Linked DNA regions of Homo sapiens: region 1 is linked to region 2. Evidence: read pairs that join two places in POLR2A ChIA-PET (ENCODE). Cell type or tissue: GM12878. All regions are shown on one strand. Each heading gives the region's core, and the rest is flanking DNA. Links, peaks and the distances in the headings are about the cores only. Region 1 overlaps ARSJ (arylsulfatase family member J). Region 2 has its middle 76 kb from the start of CAMK2D.

Region 1 (11,082 bases), core at 4,226-6,725, 120 kb before region 2:
GAAGAAAACAAATGCTTATTTCAGTGTGTTGTTTAAATCAGGAAGCTATGAATTTTATCTGGTTTTCATCAGTTTCAGAGTGTGTGCATATACAGTATATCATAATTTTCTAAAGTGTTATGGCCATCTTAGCTAGATAATTCACTGTCATTATTTATCTCTAAAAGAAAAATGGGTCAATTGGATCAATAGTCTGAGATTTGCTAAAATTAAAATAATTCAATGGTTCGTTTCCAAGAATAGAGCTTTTTAGATCTGTTTTCTTTTCCACTGTGTCTCTGAATGATTCCAGATGTCAAAATAATAAAACAAAAAAAAAGCAATTTAAAATAGTGTTTTAAGATCAATGTTAATACACTGGATTATGTCATTTAATCCTCACCTCAAACCCATGATGTAGCTGAGTGTGATTATTTCTTAATTACATAAAGGAAACTCCCAAGGTTAAATGTATACCTTTAGAAATTCTAAAAGGAAGAAAACTATTCATCGGCTAATTTGTAACCCTTGTGACACTCCACTACCAGCTAATCATTCATTAAGTAATGGCCCTTGATTTAAGTGGTGTCGTTTTTATTTCCCTGAAATTCATCCATCATTCATTCATCCATTCATTCAATATTGAGAACCTACTCTTTGCCAGGTGCTGTTCTAGACACTGGGTGATTATGGTTTGGCTTTGTTCCTACCCAAATCTCATCTTGAATTGTAGTTCTCATAATCCCTAAGTGTCCTGGGAGGGACCCTGCAGCAGGTAATTGAATCATGGTGGCGTTACCCCCATGCTGCTGTTCTCATGATAGTGAGTGAGTTCTCACAAGATCTGCTGGTTTTATAAGGCGCTTTTCCCTCTTTTGCTTGGCACTTCTCCTTCCTGCCATCATGTGAAGAAGGACATGTTTGCTTCCCTTTCCCCCATGATTGTAAGTTTCCTGAGGCCTCCCCAGCCAGGTGGAACTGTGAGTCAATTAAACCTCTTTCCTTTATAAACTACCCAGTCTCAGGCAGTCCTTTATAGCAACATGAGGATGGACTAATACACTGGGAAATATATAAGTTGACAAACCTATAAAAATCCCTGTTTTCATGGTGTTCATATTCTAGTGCAAGAAGACACAAATAAGAAAACTATATAGTATGCTAGAGGGTGACATGCTCTAAGAAAGAAGATAAGGCAGGAAAGAGGATTGGGAGTCACAGAAATTGAGAGGACAATATTACAAAGGTCACGGAAGACCTTGATAAGAAGGGAGGCAAGGAAGGGATCGTTGTATGTAGCTTCTCCAGGCAGAAAGAAGAGTGAATGCATAAGTATTACAACAGGAACACCCCTGGTGTGTTCAAGTACCATTACAGGACAGCCCCACTAAGCTAGTTCAGAGACAGACCAGGAGAGATTAAGAGGAAATGGGGTCAAAGCAGTTAAAGAAGCCAGATCCTGTAGTGTAATGTAGGCACAGGCAGGGGCACTGACTTTCACTCGACTAAAATGGGATCCACTGGGAAGCTTGGAGCAGAAGGGGAACCTGATCTAACTTCATTTTTAACAGAACTGCTTTAGTGGCTGTGTTGAGGATAGATCATGCAGGTCGGATGGAGAGCAGGTGGATCTGTTAAAGAGACCATAGCATTAACCTGTGTGAGAGATCATGGGACAGAGGGAGGGGTGATGGAAAGTGATGGATTCTGAGTATATTCTGCAGATAGAGCAGACAAGATTTTTTGATGAACTACAAATGCAACAGGAAGAAAAGGAGGAGTCAAGGACAAATTCAAGTTTATTCATTCAACTATTAGAAAAAAAAAAAAAAAAGGTGCCTGCTCCAGCAGACATGTATCACAAGTTACAGGAATCTCTTTGACAATTATATTTCACATTTCAAAGCCTACCAATAAATAATAGTCTTTGTTTCTCCCTTCTTTTTCTGACTCCCTTAGGTTTTATATTTTGAAGGATTGCAGTTATAGATTTTTTTTTCTTTTATCATAGTAAGTGGTGTCAGAAGGTCTGCATCTGAGTTCTGGCTCAGCCACTCACTAATATTTCAAAAGAAAGAAAAAGCAGCACAGGTGAATGTTGGGGCAGGGTGCTACATTAGGGCAAGCATGCTTGTCTGGCCTCACGGCTGTCCCAGAGTTGAATGAACTGGGTGAATTCACCATTCTCCCTTACTTCACTACGTTGGACTTGTAGCCAAAACTCTGCATGTTATTAGTCCATCCATATGGTCAGATGGTTGATGATTAAAAGAAATCAACAGAAAGAGCCAATGTATGCACTCAACATCCCTATTTTCATCAAAATGAAAATGTTGCTACTTCAGACTATTGATTGCATCAAATATCAAGTGTTTACACACACACACACACACACACACACACACACACACACACACACAGAGAGAGAGAGAGAGACAAACACAGGCACACATACATGTTTTTCCCTTTCTCTTGGATTAATGTCAAGGCAAAAGAGTCTGAGCAGTAGTTGGTGGTCCTGCACTTACATTTTTAGAATTATAATTTTTAAGGATTTACATCTGGCAAGATTTTTGTTAAAACTTGAAGTCCACCTATTTTGCTTCTTATTTTAAAATAGCTAAAAATAGGTCATTTGCTTTAATTTATAGAACATTGTCATTTATTACAACTTTTCCACATTGGTGATCTCTTCTTTTTGTTCTCCAAAAGCAAAGTACTCACTAAACAGTTTATGGGCCAACCTGCATAAGTTGTATTACTGCTGGCTTTTGATGCAGTTTTCTGGGCCAAAGAGTTAACAGCTGTGCAGACATTGAGAAAGATTTCATTGAGAGGAATGTTTGTTTTAATGCATTCACCTTAGTTACCACACACAGTATTGAAATCAAAACGTCCAACCTCCATCTGATGTAACATGTTAGCCCAAACATTCCCTTTCTTAGATTTTAAGAACAAGCACTACAGAACATATCCTGCAAAAGAACATTTGTGATTGTTTATTTTTTAAAGAATAAGAATCTCATAATCTTTTACAAGTTCAAATCCCTTCTCTAAGCCCCTTTATTTTAAATCTTAAAGTGTAAAACTTTAGGCAACCCAGGTTATGTTGTTGGGTAAGTGCTACTTCACTTCCAACGTGCTGGATGCCTCCTCCAGGTGTGATCAGAGTGTGGGTGTCACTTCTCCATGGTGTCTGCTCAGGATCTGCACTGTAGTCTCTCTCTCCCATTACTTATTTTTCACCTAGAGGAGCTGCCCAGTTCACGTTACCTATGTTTGCCAAAGGTAAATTGGTTTATTTCTCTGTTGGACTTGAAACTTATTCTATAATTTTTCAAACTCTTTTTCAATGTGTCACTTTTCAGTCAAATGAATTTCTTGATGGAAAAGAAGTCCAGCATATAAAACAAAAGAAAGTAGATCTGCTAGTGCAGGTTCCAGCCTCAACCCCTTCCTTCTAAGGCAGGCTCGGGGCACTTCTGCCAATCTCCAGGGCTCCTGGGTCATTGTTTGAAAAACACTGCCCTATTCAATCTACTTTGAGGGAATTTTCTTAACATATCAAGAAAATAAGTTACTGACTTAATGCTACAAATAAGTAATATGTTAATAAGGCAATCATTCTCAAGAAGTACCAGCATCAAGTTATAAAATGTAAAAATAATGAATCAGCAGCAGCAATAATAAAAAGCTACAGATCTATTAAACACATCTTTTATAAGAAAATTCTTTGATTCTTTTTTTTCTACAAATTATAGCTGTCATTTTGATGAATACACCAGAATCAATTATAGCTATTAAAGTTGAGGCAGTTCACTAATAATCCTGCGGTTTTATAACACCACCATGGAGATGAAAATGAAATACTTTAACATTCAAACCAGGATACTGGAGGTACACAGAAAATAATTATAAAACAGCAAGGTTTGTGAAGTAGAGAAGCTTTTTCAGATGATCTCAAACTCTCAAATTTTTCACTTGTCATCAAATTCAATAGCCCAGTAGTGAGGAAAGCATACAAGGAAACTATTATTCAATAACTAAGCTGTAGTTAGGCATACCAGAACAGGTATAGGGAACCACACATAAAATTTATTCTCGATCAATGTGTATTTTGTAAAATGCCCACTACAACTCATTGTCAATACCTTGTTTTCTTATCGTTTTATCATTGCCTAATTGTATTTTATCCATGTCTCATTATTATTTCTCCAACTCTAAAACAGGGAAACCAGTAGGAAGCTGTCTGAATGAGAAACAAAATACTGAAAAAAAACCGTAATGATAACACTAAGAATGGAAAGAGAACAATAATTCAAGAGAGAAGCAATGATAGAAGGTACATTACTTAATACCCCAATGAACATAGTCTTGAAGACAAGAGAAACTAGAAGGCTTTCAGAAAAAAAATCTATTGGGTGGCTGATAGATCACAGTAAAATTAACTAAAATACAAGGTTGGGAATATTCTGACTTTTAGCTCTGCCATTTTGTTCCATACTTTCATTCCATTTTTCAGAAACCAAATTCCATTTGATAATATGCAACCATATAAACACATTCTGATGAAACAGTTAATCTCATGTTGATTATAGTTGCCAAATGTTCAAGAAAAAAACATGTTTAATATACACAAAGTAAAATATACTGTCTGTGAAATTTGTATTTTAATGCTACACATGATCATTGCAATCTCTGTAAATAAAAAATCATAGAACAGAGGTTCTTCTAATCAATGTTACAAATTCAGAAAAGATAAGACATGAAAACAGGGAAGTGCTGGTTCTCTCTTACCCAGCTTCTCATAACAGCTAAAAATTCTTTCTTCAGGCTGTGAAATCGTTCACAGGTTTATATATGTCCCTAAAGTTCAAATAGTGAAGTGTCTCGAGAGCTTTATTACTCTGACTCATGTTTGGCCAGATGACTCATTATTAAGGAATTGGTTTACTAAGTCAGATCTAGTGTGTGCATTTGAAACATTAAACAGAAAATTTTTGAAAGGAAATGTCATGCATATTTAGAGGTAGAGCTGTTAATGGGACAGAACACTGAACTGAGGGTAAACAGAAATTATTCCCCCCACAGTATGCTGTTGGCTTTTAAGGTTTATGTTCTGTGTGAGCCATTCAGAAAAATGTCTACCGCAACATGAAACAGATTACTTAATTTCACATTTGCCTGAAAAGAAATGTTCTCTTCAGACAGCTCTAGTTATTATTTAAATTTTATCGTGCTTTTAAATTGCTATTTTAAGAAGAAAGTCATCATTTTTATCTTCCCACCCCCATCCCGCTCCCAAAACACAAATGGTTTGATTCTGAAGAGGTTATTAAAAGGGTTGGTAGAGTAGAAATGGCAAGAGTGGGTGTAGCCTGCGTGCGGGGTTTAATCTTGCAAGAAAGGAAAGAGAAATGTGGCAATTTAAAAAATAGCGGGTTCCAAGAGAGGATATTTTCAAGATAGAGAGAGACATATGCTTGAAGGTGAAGGCTGAGGAGAAAATATAGGGAAATTAGTGGAAAGTAGAAGATTAAAGAAATGAGAGAGGTAAATTTATACCACAATCACCCTCTTCTCAGCCTATTTGAAATTTTATTTCTCTTCAAAGAGCTACATCAATGCCACATCCTTCTCCCAACCTTCCATGCCTTAAGCTCTGTTATGTATCTATTTGTATATATGTATCGGCTAAAGTCAAAACATGCAGGTTAATATCCATAGAGAAAAAAATAACCAATCTATGATGTAGGAGCCTGATCTTTATCAAAGTTAGGGGTTCAAAGACCTTCTTTGGTTATCATAGGTGTCTAGTTTGGAGAACATAGTGCAAATAGAAAAATAATTAATGGATTCTTTCATTTTTCTACAAATAGGTGAACATTAGACACCATGCTGTCTTTAGTCATAATATTGATAATGCCTTTTGTGCTGCTGGTAATGCACTTAAATTTTTTAACGTTAATTTTGCTTCTATACCTCTGTCCTTAATTCGACTGAATTTTCATTGTACATTTTATGTACAGCAACATTTAATAAGGAGGCTGATTTTTTCATCTCCTTTTTGCCAGACTGCCTAAATCAGTTCATGTTGCGTCAGGCAAGAGAACTGGTGTTCAGCTTGCTTTTCCATGGTTTGTTTGGAAGGAGAGAGTAAGAGGAAATAGAGGCTCCAGGCAGTGGCAACAGCTGGAAGGCATCTCTAATTAGATTCCAAGCAAACTTGGGCTCCATTTATAACTTTCCATATGCTGGCTTACAGTTTCTTTTAAAAGGCTCCCAAAACAACATGCAAATTTAAAAAGATTTGCTGCACTTGTTTATGTCACTCAATATGAAGTTGTTTTTCTTGAGCACCTTAGCATAGAACGTAGACTAGTAATCACTCAGTCCTAACTTTGAAGATGTTATCCAGACAAGATGGTCTCAGAAGGTGTGTGTGCTTGACTGATTTTTTGTTTGTTGATAAAAATTTTTAGACTGCTGTTACATCATAACAATTAAGAGATGTTTTAAGCCTTGTAGATGAAATTCTGTCTCACTTTTAAGTTTGTTCCTACATAAGCAATTTGGAGTCTTTTTTGCAAGTTAATGTTACTTTTTTTAAAGAAGCACAAAGGAAGAAAATCATTGTGTTCAATACACAAATCAGTCACCGTGAACTATGAAAGTAAATGTTGTGCATTTGTGATTTTGGTTTTGTGCTCAACAGTAGAGAGAGAGCTCAGAGTTGATGGGTTTTGTTTTTTAATGTTCTATCCTGGAAAGTTTGATTTAAGATTTTCCCACTCAATGTAACAAAAGACCACATTTGTTTCAGAAAAAACGACTTTAAAGACTTATTTCCATTTTTAAATAAAAGGTTCTCTACTTATTTTTATATTTTTTCCCAATACAATGTATTGCTTATTAGCTTTGCAAGCATAAAGAGTTTCTTTCTATTTTTTTCTCAGGAGAGGTCTCTGAAATTAAGTTTTTTAAAAGAAGAAGAAATCCCTAACATATAAGGATGCTAATAGAGATATTTAAATAAAATGGTGGAAATACTTTTTGGAGAGCTAAAACTAAAAGAACTGTCACCATCCTAAGACATCGGACATCACATTGAAGCCTTTATTCCTATTAGCTTACTATATAATGAATCTTCCTCAAGGCCTTCCTCCCCAAACCTGCCCTTGCTTGAAAACGTTTTATATTATGAACTGCCTACAATTATTAACGGCATTGATTATTCTAAAGTAAAATACACCCTCTAATTTAGGACAATATACATAATTCTATAGGTCCATCTTGCTGCTACAGCTGCAACAGCCTATAAAATACTGCATTGCCACCAGTCTCTTCCCACATTAAGCCACCGGAATTGTCTTTCTAAACTGCACATTCCATGGTGCTATTGCCTGCCTGAAAAGCATAGGCTGTTGGCACCCTGGAGCCTGCAAAGTCACTACATCTCGTCGTGTCATCAAAGACCCCTCTCAAACCGGCCCCTGCAGTCTTTCAGACTCCTTTCTCACCACTCGTTCAAGTACCCTGTGATCTACTTGCAGTGACCATGTCACCATTGCATGAACTTAATCTCTTTCTCATACTTTTATGCCATTGCGTGAGCTGCTCCTTTCCAAATGCATTTTACCCATTTCTCATCCTGTGAAGATACAATTTATCCTTCAGAACTCTAATTTAATTTTACTTCCTTTGCTTATTCCTGCAGACAAGTTTCTCCTTCTTAATTCAAACATTTTATTCATTGCTTTCTTCTCCATTGCACTTTGAGCTCTTCAAAAAGATAGGCTTTGTCTTCTAAAATTTAAATTTCCCCAAGTATTTGGCATTATATGATACATAGTAAATGGCCAGTAAAGATTTATTAAGTGAATGTGTGGTCCCACCGATTTCTAGTTTATTTAAAACATTTCTTCCCATTTTTGCTTTTAATGTCGTAGAACCCCTTCTCCTAGTCTTCCTGTTAAGTGATTAACAATTAACTCTTTATGTTCTAGGGGAATATATTAAATATTCCCTATAAGGAGAGGTGGCGTGGCTCTTTATTATTATGGGTTTAAATCCTAATCTATTTTATTCCAAGCACATGTTTCATAAAGTAGGCTTTATCTAGCTTGCTTTCGCTTTCAAAATCACTACAAACTCTTTGAAACCAGCCTAGGCAACATGACAAAACCCTGTCTCTACAAAAACTAGCCAGGCATGGTGGTGCATGTCTTTAGTCCCAGCTACTCGGGAGGCTGAGGTGGAAGGATCACTTGAGGCAAGGAGGTTGAGGTTTACAAATTAACCAAATAACAGTTTTTAAATAGATTTCAATAATGTTTTCAAATGTTCAGTTTCCATACTACAAATAACTCAGAAATATGACCTCATAAAATATTAGCTGCTGTGGCTGGAAGATACTAAAAGGCAACATTTTCTAAAAATTACATTGAAAGGTATAATCACAACATTATTGTTGTTAAAACATTTTCAGAGAGGCACCACAAGGTAGCAGAAGCTCTGGATTTGGAATCAAAAAACTTCATTATAGAGTCAAAATTTATGGTTTAAAAGTTTTTTGCTGTGTGCTCTTAACTAGATCACTTTACCTCCCTAAGCCTCAGTTTCCTGAGCTATAAAAGAGGATTATAACAGTTATGAAGGTTAAACAAAGCAACATGTAGACCGGAAAGCACTCTACAGATGTTAGTAATTATTATGTGCATGGTATTTATTGAGTTCTACCCATATGGATTTAGTGCTTGGAAAAACCAGTCCGACTGCATCCTAATAGTAGTTTCTTTTATAATAAAAACGGTGGCACAGCTCCTGCAGATGGCATGGAACCTGGGCTTGAGTATTGCCACTGATTCTTTTTTTTTTTTTCCTAAATATCCTGATTGGTTATACAGTCATTTGGATTACCATGAGTCCATGCAAATTTACGACCTAAAAGAAGCTGGCAAATTGGGTTAATATTTAAATAATAACCAATCTGTTCATTTATTTTGATATATTTTATTTAGAATTTGGGGTGAGGAGAAGGTAACTGTATCTGCAATAACTGCTAATGGACTTTCTCAATCTAGATTTATGGCAGTGCCATTGGATCTATGGAAACTCTGAGAAGTGGCTTTAGTTTACTCCTGACAGTGTCTCTGGTTTTCAATTTTTGTTCTACCCTTTCATTATCTTCTGCTGATGTTAAAAGTGCCTTGATCTTCCTTTTCTCAGATTTCTCCAATAATTATTTTCATCCATCTGGTATAGGCTTGGAAACAGATGCTGTATGCTCACATATGCTCAAAAAAAAAAAAAAGAAAAGAAAAAGAAAAGTCAATAAATTGAGAGGGAGAAGAAAGGACATACTTCTGTTTACAGCAGGGACAGAAGGAACCAAACCAAAATAAGACAAGACAGATAAGTGCAAAGAAAACAGCAAAGGGAAAGATATGACTGTATTAGAAAAAATAAAAATCATCTCTAAGAGCTTCCAGACATCTGGCTCAGACTACAGGTTTAGAATGCCCATGGACATTTTAGAAACAGCCCAACTTTTATAAGATTCCATTTTCAGCAAGTAGGACATTGCTCAGTAAGTGCCCAGTGTGAGCTGGGCTCATCTATCCTGCTGCTATGAGATAAATTATCACCTATTGGTTCCTTGTGCATCAAAAAAATGCCATAATAACTATGTAAATCTTTGGGACAATTTGTACAGCCCAAGTTAAGGGAGATAGATGTGAACTTTTAAAGCACACTTCTATGTTTAACCTTAAATAAAATTAGAATGAAATTTCAAGTTTTCGAAATACAGGGCTTTCCAGGTATTTGGATTGAGGCAGAATTTAAAACAAACATCCCATTTATTTTTTACAAGTATTTAAAATCTGTATTTTCAGAAAAGATGAAAACATAACAAATAATATGAATTATGGGTCTCCAGTCTATAAACCTGAAGTTGTTTTCTATTTCATATTCCTTGCAAATTACTTTTTTTGGATCAGAGAAATCTGCTAAGAAAACATTATTAAGTTTAAGGAAGAAATTTGTATTAATTGCAAGGAATCTTGTATTCATATATGTTGTGGAGGAAGAAGACAAACAGGAGGGAGATCATTCTTAATAGGTTTAAACACATTGAGATATGTAATGGATATATTCAAATATGTACTGAGATGTCGGTGACTTGAGGAAACCACAGGAAATCCCATCAGAAGACCTAACATAGATTTTGATGGTAATATATTATTTTAATTACCTCTGTCTTGAGAAAAGCATTAGAAACCCAGAACAGGAAAACTATAAAGAACCATGCTTATTACTATAGTACTCTAGCTTGTTTTAGAATGCTTCCAGTATATTTAGAAATATTGCCTTTTGAACCTCAGATTTCTTGAAACAATTTTATTCAAACATATGTATACATCCTTGAAATCAGGGACCTTATCGCTTGAGCTATCTTGTGAATCATTTTTTGAACTTTCTCTTTACTTCCATTGAGTTATTTAAGGTTCAGTGCTTTTAAAATCCTTTTATTATGCTGCTACTGATCATTTTATCCCTGAATTCATTTACCTGTTCACCTAATATTGGCTTTACAGATGCTAAAACTGAAAATTCTTTTACCCCCTATAAACATTTGCTGCCTTAACTACTTAATATGCATTTTTACCAGATAGATCTGGTGCCATGTTTATGTGGCCAGTATTTCGGCCAAGAGGTGCAGATCCTATTGGAAATTCAAATCCTATTGGAAATTCAAATCCTATTGGAAATTCAAATTGTCACTGAGAATTTTCACTGTACTAAGTTTGTATCCATTACATATAACTTTTAAAAAGCCATACATTATGTTTACAAAGTATTCATTTGCCTTGACTTTAAAGAAAATGAAATGTATTAATAGGATATATTTTGTTTGCATGGTCCTAAAAAAGCAGAATGAACTTCAAATCTGTGAAGGACTGATGAAATTTGATTACAGAAAATAGAAGCCTATGATAAGTGAGAAGATGTGTCCACTCACCGCAAATTCTAAGACAGAAGGCCTTAGAGTTGAGGAGAAGATTGCTCCAAGCTTTTCCACAGCTCTCTTCCCAGAGTTCT
Region 2 (11,082 bases), core at 4,404-6,903:
CTACTCGATAAGGACTCAGAATGATTAATAGATAAGCAAATGGAAGTCTGTTCCTGCAGTGTTTCCAAAGGTGTATACAGAAGGGGATCTGTTGCAGAACGAGACCAGTGATTCTCAACAAAAGCCTGATTAAAAAAGTGAAGGATTTCACAAAAGAAATTTTAAAACTGCAGCAAGGCTAGCATCAACTTCAGTATAAACCTCTTCAAACTTTGAACAAAGAAGCCAACAGTAAGATTCCATAAAAGATTTTATAAAAAGTTAAAATCTAACTGAATAAATTTCCATTTGCCTCATTTGTTTTTTATTCCTTTGTGGGTTCATTATGAATTACTTTAAGGGAAAGGGCATTGACTATGGATGTGTTTTAAGGAAAATGCTTTTGAATACCTCCCCAAAAGGCTGGATCTCATCTGGTTCCACTAGTTAAATATGCATGGGGTGAGGAAGAAAATCCTTCAAAATCATAAGAGACAAAAGAATGAAAGAAATATACTCTAAAAGACACACTCTCTAAAGAAATAGTTGACATCTGACATCCAATTATAAGTTTATTTTTCTATGGCATAAAATAAGTGATCCACGTAGTCAAAGACTGTGATGCAAAAGCTAAGATGATTTACCACTTTGATGGCTAATTTTATATGTCAACTTTGCTGGTCCATAGTGTCCAGATATCTTATCAAACATTATTGTCGATGTTTCTCTGAGGATGCTTTTGAGTGGGATTAATATTTAAATCAGTTAACTCTGAGTGAAGAAGATTGCTCTCCATAATGTGGGTGGGCCTCATCCAATCAGATGAAGGCCTGAATAGAACAAGAGTGACCCACCAGAAGCAAGAAGGAATTCTCCAGCAGACTGCCTTGTACTTCAACATCGACTCTTCCTGGGTCCCCAGCCTGACCGCTTTTGGACTGGAACTGTAACTCTTTCCTGAGTCTCTAGCCTGCCAGCCTCCCTCATCAAATTTTGGACTTGCCAAGACTTCACAATCATGTGAATTAACTTTTTAAAATAAAGAGATATAGATATATGCATAGATAGATAGATAGATAGATAGATAGATAGATAGATAGATAGACCGATGATAGATAGATTCACACACACACACACACATATCATATTGGTTTTGTTTCTTTAAAGAACCATGACTGATACAACCACAATATACTCAAATGCTCTGGAAAGTGAATTGTGTCATTAATATAATCAATGTTGTTTATGATAGCAAATATTCACAGAATGCTTACTATGTTCCGGCAACTGTTCTAAGTGCTCTACAAGTGAACTCATTTATTCCTCACAATAATGCTAATGAAGCTGTCATACCCATTTTACAGTTGAGAAGACTGCAGCACAGAGAGCACATTGTGCAGTGTTAAACTGCTTAGTAAATAGCAAAGACACTTATGAATTTACAGGTGGTGTTTCATAGCCCACACTCCTACCAGAATGTTGATTGTTCCCAAAGAAACAACTCTGTGTAAAGACACAATCCTAAGATAAAATTTGATATCCTTGTTATCTTGAATTCAAAACCTCCAGGTTTCCAGCTAGGAATGATCTTCTTTTCCTTGTGCACTTCTATTTTCCTGTCCCCAGACATGCAGAACTTTCACATTTCCGGGCAGGACTTTTGCTATAACCCTCATCTTAGTTCTGACTTCCCTTGAAGAGCCTTCACTGTGAACCTTTTACTCTTCATAAGTGGCAGGGGAGAGGGGTAAGTAGCTGCATGTATGGAATCACAAGCCCAAGCTCAGTCCTGGCTCTGACATTAGTAGGCCTGTGAGCCATGGCAAGTAACTTAAACTCTCTTAGTCTCTTTGTTCATAAGTGGAGATACTAATATCACCTACCCCATTGGGTTCTTGTGAGGGTAATAGAAGGTAATGCTAGGAAAATACCTAAAAGAGTGCCATGCACACGAACAGCACACAATAAATATTTATCATTTTCCAGCCTCAAAATTTACCAGCCCTGAGCCACATTTCCTCTGGGTCCTGTTATTCCTTTGACACACCAATTTGATAGCGTTAGCCTCAGAAAGGAAGATCTTACTTGCAAGGAAACATATTTTCATTTCAGGCACTTTCTAGAAACAAAATGCCTTATCCAATGATAAGTCTCTTTATACTGATATATAATAGGCCTTCTTTTGCCTGCATCCTGCTTACCACTCCGAAGAGCTCACTTCACAGGAGAAGTGCCCACTATTCTAGCAGAGTATAAATTCCTAGGGAAAGTATAACAGTAGAGTAGAACATGCAATTCCCACTGTGGAAAGTAAATAAAAGGAATGCAATTGGACAATTCCATTTAAATGGCACTTTAGACTCGATTGTATAAAATTAAGCTCATGTGGTTTTTATATTTGTCTATACTACTCTTATTTGCACAGGGATGGAAATTAGAAACTCACATATATCACACATTCTTCACTGTCCCTTGTAATTTCATGATTAATCATGAAATTATGTCCAGACCACATATTTGCTGTTACATTCCTTTCTCCTATACCATTCACACTATAGACATCCTATCCACCACTAAACAGACCTTTAGCCTCCATTTCAAATCAGCTTGCACAACACTATACACTGAGTTTTCTGATTATTACAACTTTATACTTTGTAGATAGCTAATAAAGATGCAAAATAAATCTTACCTATAGACATGCAAATATTCCGTCCAGTGAAGAGACACCCTCCTTATTCTAAAACAACAGTTCTGCCTCCATTTGCACATTCATTTCAATATTCCTAATCAATAAATGTGTCTGTTCTTTGAGTTTTTTTTAACATTTGCCTTTTCCCTTTATTATGAGTTACATCATCTATTTTGTCAGACAAAAGTTAACATTTATTTCAATAGTTCAAAGTGCAAATATAGCAAGTCAGTTCACAAAGTTTCAAGATACAGTTTTAATGACGATGGAAATTTGATATATAAAAATGAAAGGGTAAACAGCAGAAATAAAGCTTCTCAATTTAAAAAATGCAAGTAACTTGAAAAATCTTTAGACTAAAATACTCCACTTACATCAAGAAATGCTTTAATTCATAGATGCCGGTACTGCACTGCAATCAAAAAGGACTCTTCAAAGAGAGAATCAGCCCAAACTCTCAACTCCAGATAACAATGGAAGTTCTTGGTGTTGGTTTTTCATGATTTGGAAGCTTCAGTCATTCACTACTATCAATTGATAAGGTTCAATGCATGACATTTTGATCTTTAGGCAAATTCTAAATGATGTTTAAAGTTAAATATAAAGCCAACACCACTATTAAGGATTTTCTGAAATGACCGGTATATATCTAAAAGATTTTTCAAGTTACTTGCAGTTTGGAACTTTGTATAGTTATTCAACATGTAATTATACATTTTATTTTATTTCATATAAAATGCATATAGTTCCACGCATTTTAAAATGGTTCTTGCAGAGGATTCTCAGGTGAAAGTGAATCTACATACTCCACAGCCAAGGATGCTGAACTAAAGATGCTGACACTTTCATTTGTTGCCATTTTTCAAATCTCTGCAGACAGCCTTGTAATTCTGGATGGCCATGAGGTGACTGCAGGCCACCGTCACAATATCATCTTTAATGAATGTTTATTTTCTTCCTTGTAGGAGAGTCATGATTTTTATCTTTCTTTAAAAATTGTTTTTACCACCATGTTGATTATCCATTTTACAAACTTTCATTGCCTCTTTTGATGATTAAGATCCAACTTCTTAAATTAGCCTTCAAGCTTCTTTACCACCTGGATACACACTATCCTCATTTTTTTTTTTTTTTCATTTTGCCCTTACACACATATTCCCTTTAGCTGGGAGGACATATTTGCTGTCCTGAGCATGTCTTGAGGTTATGGCCCTGCCTCTAGATTTAGTTTATTGTATCCCTCCCGGCCTTTACCTCCTGTTCATCCTTCAGAAACAAGCTCAAAGCTCACCACTTCTATTAAATCTTCCAAAACAACACCACACAAATTCCTCTCTCTGTAAAGAATTTAGTGCTGTCAGTATTCTCGTGAGACTTTATAAGTTGTTCTTGATTTCTTTAAATATACATCTTTTTGTCCCAGGGACCATATACTTGTATTTTCCGTATCTGTCAAAGTACCTAGCCCAGTGTCTTGTACCACCCATCAATTAGTGGTTAAAGAATTAATTGACAAGACATCCTGGGGAGAGAAAAAGCGTCTGTCACATTCCCAGTCTCCCACAATACACCAAAAGTATGTGCTCCACTTATAAGATCTAACACTTTTTATAGTTTGGAAAATTACTTCCAAAAAGCTAGGTGAAAGATACACAAATGCAATAATAGCTTGATTGCACTCAACAGGGAATGCATCTTAAATTCCTAGTTATGAATATTTTAATGAACAGTATCAATAAAAGCCTCTTACCCCTTGGCCTATTTGTGATGCTAAGGATTCAGTTAGTAATAACAGCTCTTTAAGGACAGAGGGAACTCAGAATAATTTATTTTTTCAAGAGCATAAAAGGCAAAGATGCTCCAGGGAAGTTTTATAAGCCACTTCCAAAAAGAAATAATTACTGAACTTACTGAAAGCATGGATGAATTGTTAGTTTTACTAAAAATAGATTTTAATAGATTTGTCCATCTGAGAAAAGTACAGTGGACAGACTTTTAGAAAACAAAATACTTGCCGTTAGAAAGAATTCCCAAATTCTACAAAATAACGGTAAGTGCTCAAAGTACACTTGAACATTTTGAGGTTTTTTTGTTAGTGAAGGTTGCACATTTAAATGCAGAAGCTTTTGCCATCTTTGTTGTCAATCCCTCCCTCATGGTCATCTAGAAAGCTGAGTAATTAGAAGTGTGAAATTAGTAGCCAGAGTGTCCCAACTTCGCCACTTGTGTAACCCAGAGCAAGATAGTGACACTGTCAAAACCTCAGTTTACTCTTCTATAAAATAGCGGTACTGATAGCACCTGCCTTGCAGGGTTCCTATGAAGATTAAATGAGATAATGCAGCTCACCCACTGAGCACAGGGTGCCACATGCTACTCTTAGAAGATGTCAGTTATAATTGTTGCTTCATCATATATCATAGGAGAAAAAAAGCAAAATGCTTCTGAAGAAGTAATGATGACTATTGAGACAGATAATATGTACAAAGCCAGGAGTACTTCAGAATTTAGAATAGCTATAAGATTTAATGAATCAAGTGAAGTGAGAAGCTTCCAATATGAATCGTAACATAAATTTTGAAGCAATTCCCCTTATAGGCAGTTCTACCCTGTAATAGAAAATGGTAAAATACAATGTACTGAAAAATAGTCAGATCTCCCTCAGGCTTTGGTTCATTATAAATTACCTTATTTAATGTACACATGTTATAAATTGAAATCTCTACTGAATAGAGCCCATTATAGCACTGAATTTATGGCAGTGGACTTTAACCAAAGGTTTTTAATTACATGAAGTTCCCTAAGGACCTTCCTAAAATGTGGCTACAACTATCACACATTCCTCTCTCTGAAGGTGGCATGCTAGGGAAAGCCAAATATGGTATGTGATCATAGAATCATATAACTTATCAATTGAAAGGTTATTACAGAACTTATACAATCCCTCAATTTTTCAGCTAAGGAAATTAAGATCTTGAGAATCTAAGTGTCTAGTAATGTTCTTTAGTGTACATTTTTTAAAAATGCAATTAAAGGGATGATCCCAGTGAGAAATGACTTATTGTGACACATCTTCAGCAGCTTCTTAGCAGAGCAGAACAAGCCAGGGATGTTATAATAACTCTGAGAAAGACATAACAAAATTCTCAGTAGGCACGTATCTAGTTTTCTTCTTAAAACTTACAATGCTGGCTGCATGGTCTTGTATTTTCTCACTTCCCTTTTCTTGTTCAGCCTTAGCTTATGGCCTTTTCATTTAGAGTGATCCTTACTTACTCAGATGCTGAGTCATTCTTGGTAATGGCAAATCACACATGCTCAGCATAGAACCTATTTCAACATATCTGGAATTAAGCTTGTGGCTTTAAATTTTAGAGGAGCCCTGGTTTCACAGGTCTTCACTAATCACAGCTTTCTCATCACTGCCATGTTTAGCTCATGTAAATATTCTTGTCTTAATAACAAAAATAGTAGCAACAACAAAAGTCTTTTGTATGTTCATATAATGGCACAGATAATGATAATTAACCTCATTGATTACTATTACATACCCGGCATTAACAACAAACCCTAAAAGATAGGAGCACTTAGCTCCCCATTCACAGAGATGAGAAAACTGAAGCAGAGAGAATTAAGTAAAATTACCCAAATACATAAATTGGCATCCAAGGAGTCCGGTTCCAGAACCTATAATTTAATCTTTACATTCTCAGTCCCTGAATCCTTAACCACTAGATTCTACATCACATGATCCTCACAAAATATTCTGAACTAAGTATTTTTAGCTCTACTTTATCAGTGATTAAACTGAGATTTAGAGAGGTTAAACTTAAAAAGGTTACATAACATGACAAGTATGTGGGAGAGCTAGGATTATAATCCAGGTCTAACTGATTGTAAAATCTGCACACCATTTAAATAGCTGTGCTTTTCAGGCCTTCAGCAGCATTATCCCCTGAGACTAGAACACAGGGGCACTGGCTCAGCTTTTGGGGGCTTCATCTTGCTCCCTATAATCCTGGTCTACTGAGAGATCATCAGGAGCCACATGGCCATCTACCCAATACTGACTGTGGCTACTCTTGCAGATCTTTTCTGCCTTGCCCTCTGTCCAAAGAGTTCACCACCCTTTGAACATTATATGTTGGATGCTGGCCACCCTTCTGATGCGAACTCAGCAAAAAAGCCAGGTTAATTCCCTCAGCTCTGGCCCCAGTTTTCTGTCCTCTTCGCACAGAGGACCATTATTCCTTCTGGTCCAAATTATTGAAGTCTCCACATTACAGTCTCTGTATATTCCTGCTTTAAAATAGTTTGATGTGATGCTATTTATCAATTTTTATTTTCAGGTATATATGTGTGTATACGTTTAAGTATATGAGTTATATTTTTGTTTTATATATTTTAATAACTCAGGAAATCTAGAACACTTTAAGCAAAACATACTTAGTGATGTAAACATGTCTGCAATGTAGTCTTAAAAACTACTTGTTAATCTTCATCGTAGTGTCTTAGTACTTTCCTTTGTATATATAAACATTTGGCTGTATTGAATTAGATTTTTCCTAAGTCAAATGGGTGCCAAGCTACATTGTTTAACAGGGTATGATGTTTTATCCTTAAATCAATAAGCTGTACTTTGAATTAGCCATGTAAAACTAGGTAAAGTAATCCAGCTGTGTCCATTTCACTCGGGGCTGACTTACCAATGCTTTGAATTGGACATGTCAGCTCCACTGCTAATGAGCAATTGCCCTTGAAAACAGCGTATACTTTTTTATTGTCCTTGGGAATATTATAAGAGCAGAATATCAAGAATTTCGCTCAAGAGATAGCAAATGCCTTTAAAAAATATTTAACATGATTTTCATGCATATTTGTGGAAAAATGAGTAGTTGATATAATATTAAAGATAACTGCATAAAATTAGGTGCTGCCAAAAGTGAGAGAGGCAATTTGTTTATTTTTATGTACTTCATTTTCATCTATGTCATATTCCTAATGCAAGATTTTGTTAAACACAAAAAATAATTGCTTTGAACATTTAATATATAATTTCCTTTTATGTGAGCAGATTAAAAACATTTAAGCTGATGCCAATTCTAGAAGTGCTAACTGCTGAAAATATGTTTTCAACTAGACATCATTAATGTCTACAGTTCTAATGAATCTTTTTCTCTTAGATCCTGAGAATCTCTGAAAGTTATGCATTTTGCCAAAGTTGCAGTTGTTAAGAAGGAGCAATTGTTGCCTACTTATTCTTGTAAACACATTTTGGCATAATTATGTAATTGTAATCCAAAATTCTCTTCTCTGAACCAAAACTACCTTTAAGAGGTAGAATGTATAGAATTCATCACCATCTTTATTGCTTTGACTCAATATAATTCTGTCAGACATTCAGCAAAAGACTTTAAACTTACTCAGACGAAAAAGTATGCTAATTTGCTAGTAGATACCAATCGCATCTTTTTCCTTAAAGTGAAGTATTGTTACTTTCAGCAACATCATTTGTAAACTGTGGCTGTCACCATGAGAGTATTAATTCTTTTTTAAAAAAATTAATGTGATATTTATATTAACATCAGAGGGGCCCAATGTCCAGAACAAAAATAATCAGTGAGTAAATACAGGAATTCTGCTTCTACCACCAGGACAATTGTGAGTAATGCCTTCCACCCTGAATCCACTCAAGGGTAAGGCAGGAGGTATTTCCTGAGCCTTGAAGCAGCAGTGAATAAAGGAAACAGCCTCAGCTCAGAGCTCAGGTTCTGAACTGAACTGTGTACTGTTACCCGTGTGGGTAACATTGGTCAAATTACTTGTGCACTCTGTCTCAAATTATTCTCCATATAACAGGAATACATATGAAACATGTAGCATATTTCATAAAGTCCTAATTCTGATACTTACCTCTCTCCAGGTTTTTACCGATCAAAGCACCAGGATCCTAACTGTAAAAGCTAGATGTTGGATCATTCCACTTAGGATTCTATATTTAACAATATCTATAAGACTTTGAACCTTATAAAAATGATAAAAATGGTTATTTAAATTAGCTGGCCCCACATTTTATAATAAAAAATACATCCAGTTTACTGTGCAACCTCACGTATACGTGTGTGCAGGGTACTTGTACATTTTCCTAAGGGATTTGATGGTATATTTTAACTCTTGGTGCTATGATGGATTCTATTTCTATACAGCTCTTGCAGTTCATTGTTCAGCTAATTGGGTCCGGGGTATCTGTTTTCTTCCTCCTGGTTTCTTATTAATGGGTTTTAATTGTGCTGCTATACTCAAGTGATTTCTGCAGAAGGTTTCACTCACATAATATGCCCCAGCCTGCTGGCAGTGTGGTGTTCTTGTTCTTTAGATCAGGATTGACGTCTTCTGCTTTAATCATTGCATTCTCTCTGCAGGACCGATATTCTTCTCTATGCTGTGGGAACTTTACAACAGTTTAAACTCCTTTAGGCAAAAAAGTAATTTCCTGTTTGGAGCATAAAATGAAATAAGATCCATATGCTCAGTGTCATTACACTTTCAAGGTAATACATTAAATACTCCTAGCAACAGTACTTTAAAGTCATTTCTATTTAATCATTTCATGTTCACTGTCTCCTAATGGTCATAAAAAGTTACATCAAAAAATCCTGGTGAGATAATATTTTATTGAAAGTGCAAAGCTTTTCATCTCATCCAGAAGGACATTTAATGGTGGGTAACAGAAAACAAACAGGTTATGGATTTTTAGCAATTTGAGGGAGGAGAGGATAGGAGGTGTAGGGGTAGAACAAGATGGAGTAGCTTAAAGAAAGGTGTTAAAAACTGGAGAAAGATCGTTTTGAAAATCAGCCAAGAAGAAAGATGCTTTATTTTTTCAATGCTATTTTAGAGGTAGGTCATTGTGAGAGTGACTCTAAAAAATTCATTAATAATTCTCTGCTTATTCCTTTAATAATTCTCTCTTCCTTCAAGATTTTTGAAAATTTCAAGACCATCTACAGTATTATTAATTTCTCGCATAGTCAATATGTGGATGCAAAAACCTAGCAAAGACTCTGTCAGAAAGATAAGCAGTTTGTAACCAAAAACAGTAGCTTGCAGTGAGAGTGAGACCATTAACTGAGATGATTTTGAAGAAACGTATGCGATGATAAAGAGCTTAGTGACAATAAGTAGTCTCCAAAGATGGAAAATGATTTGTACATGAAAAATACTTAATATATTCTGTTGCATAGCTCTCAAAATAAAGGCATCATAGGCAGGCTTGAGACAATTTGAAGTGAATTGACTAACGTACACCTTCAGCTTCCCCTCTACTCTTTTTTTTTTTCTTTTTGCCTTATACTCCAGTCACAGTTTCTTCTTCAGTAGTAAACTCTGAACACAAGTAGTTTGTGCCTTTGCACATGCTGGAGAAGTTCTGTCTACCTTTTCCACCAATCTAAACATTTCTAATTCTTCAAGACTCTGCTTAAATACCACTTTCTCATCATCTAAACTAAGTGATTCTTCCTCTACATATTCTTGTCACTGGACCGTTATCATTAGCTCTTATGCCATTCTGCCTTTGGCTTTGTTTTCTGTTTACAACTTTGCCTTTTCCAGATCTTGAAAAAATATTTAACTCATCTTTGTATATTCATAGCACCAAAGAAAGTGCCTAATAACTAGTGAGCATACAATTTTATTTGTTTAATCCAGAGTAATTATTGGTAGTTTGAAGTATTAGAAGATCAATTTAAATGTCTATATATCCATTTCAGTGGTATAGCGTTTAGTTAGTTCAGACTCCTCTCAGAATTATTCTTCTTCTTTTGCTTTCTAGAGATAAAAGTAACTGTCCTGCATTACATCATGGAACTGTTGGGAGGATCACATGAGATAAGGCATGTGAACGTTTATTATAAGCTGCAGAACACTATACAAAAATAGCATCTTGTTTTTATGAAATGAACCGTGATTTGACCACATTATACAAGTGTTTCCTTCTGTGACTATGCAATCTTTTCTTTACCCTTCCATTATGGCTTTTAAAAAAATGGCTGCAAATTCTTTGACATTCCTCCCACGGAGAAGTGAAGTCTAACTCTAACCCCCCCCTACCACCATCACCCCTGGAATTTTGTCTTGGCCTAATGACTTTCTCATAACTAACACAATGCACAGAGCTGATGCCATGTGTAATAAAAGACCAAAAAGCTTCCACTAGACTTCTGGAATAATTGCTCTCTGGATGCTTCCTCTCAAATTCTTTTGATCATGTTGTGAAAAGCTTAAGCCACATGGAGGTGCTTGTTGGACAGGCCTAGCTGACCCTATCCTTCAGCCATCAAGCCCACGTGCTAGACATGTACATGAAGAAGCCACCAGGTTAGATAATTCTAACCCTGGTCATTCCAGTC

What was found. Peaks named below come from ENCODE experiments on the same cell type or tissue, not always from the same donor. Only the 100,000 strongest peaks of a DNase experiment are listed, where the experiment ranks them.
Region 1: POLR2A ChIA-PET joins it to region 2 with 5 read pairs; 3 of 35 experiments call an interaction of 5 or more read pairs at or near these places.

Annotation. Positions count from the first base shown.
Region 1 is chr4:113,953,215-113,964,296 of GRCh38, reverse strand. The region is part of intron 1 of ARSJ (arylsulfatase family member J); the gene reads left to right. Among named protein-coding and RNA genes, the nearest start is that of ARSJ, 21 kb to the left of the region's middle. In GM12878, for the core only: no CTCF peak of the experiment used is centred there; no DNase peak of the experiment used is centred there.
Region 2 is chr4:113,832,499-113,843,580 of GRCh38, reverse strand. No RefSeq gene overlaps it. Among named protein-coding and RNA genes, the nearest start is that of CAMK2D, 76 kb to the right of the region's middle. In GM12878, for the core only: no CTCF peak of the experiment used is centred there; a DNase peak (open chromatin) is centred at 5,950; H3K27ac peaks cover 2,053 bases.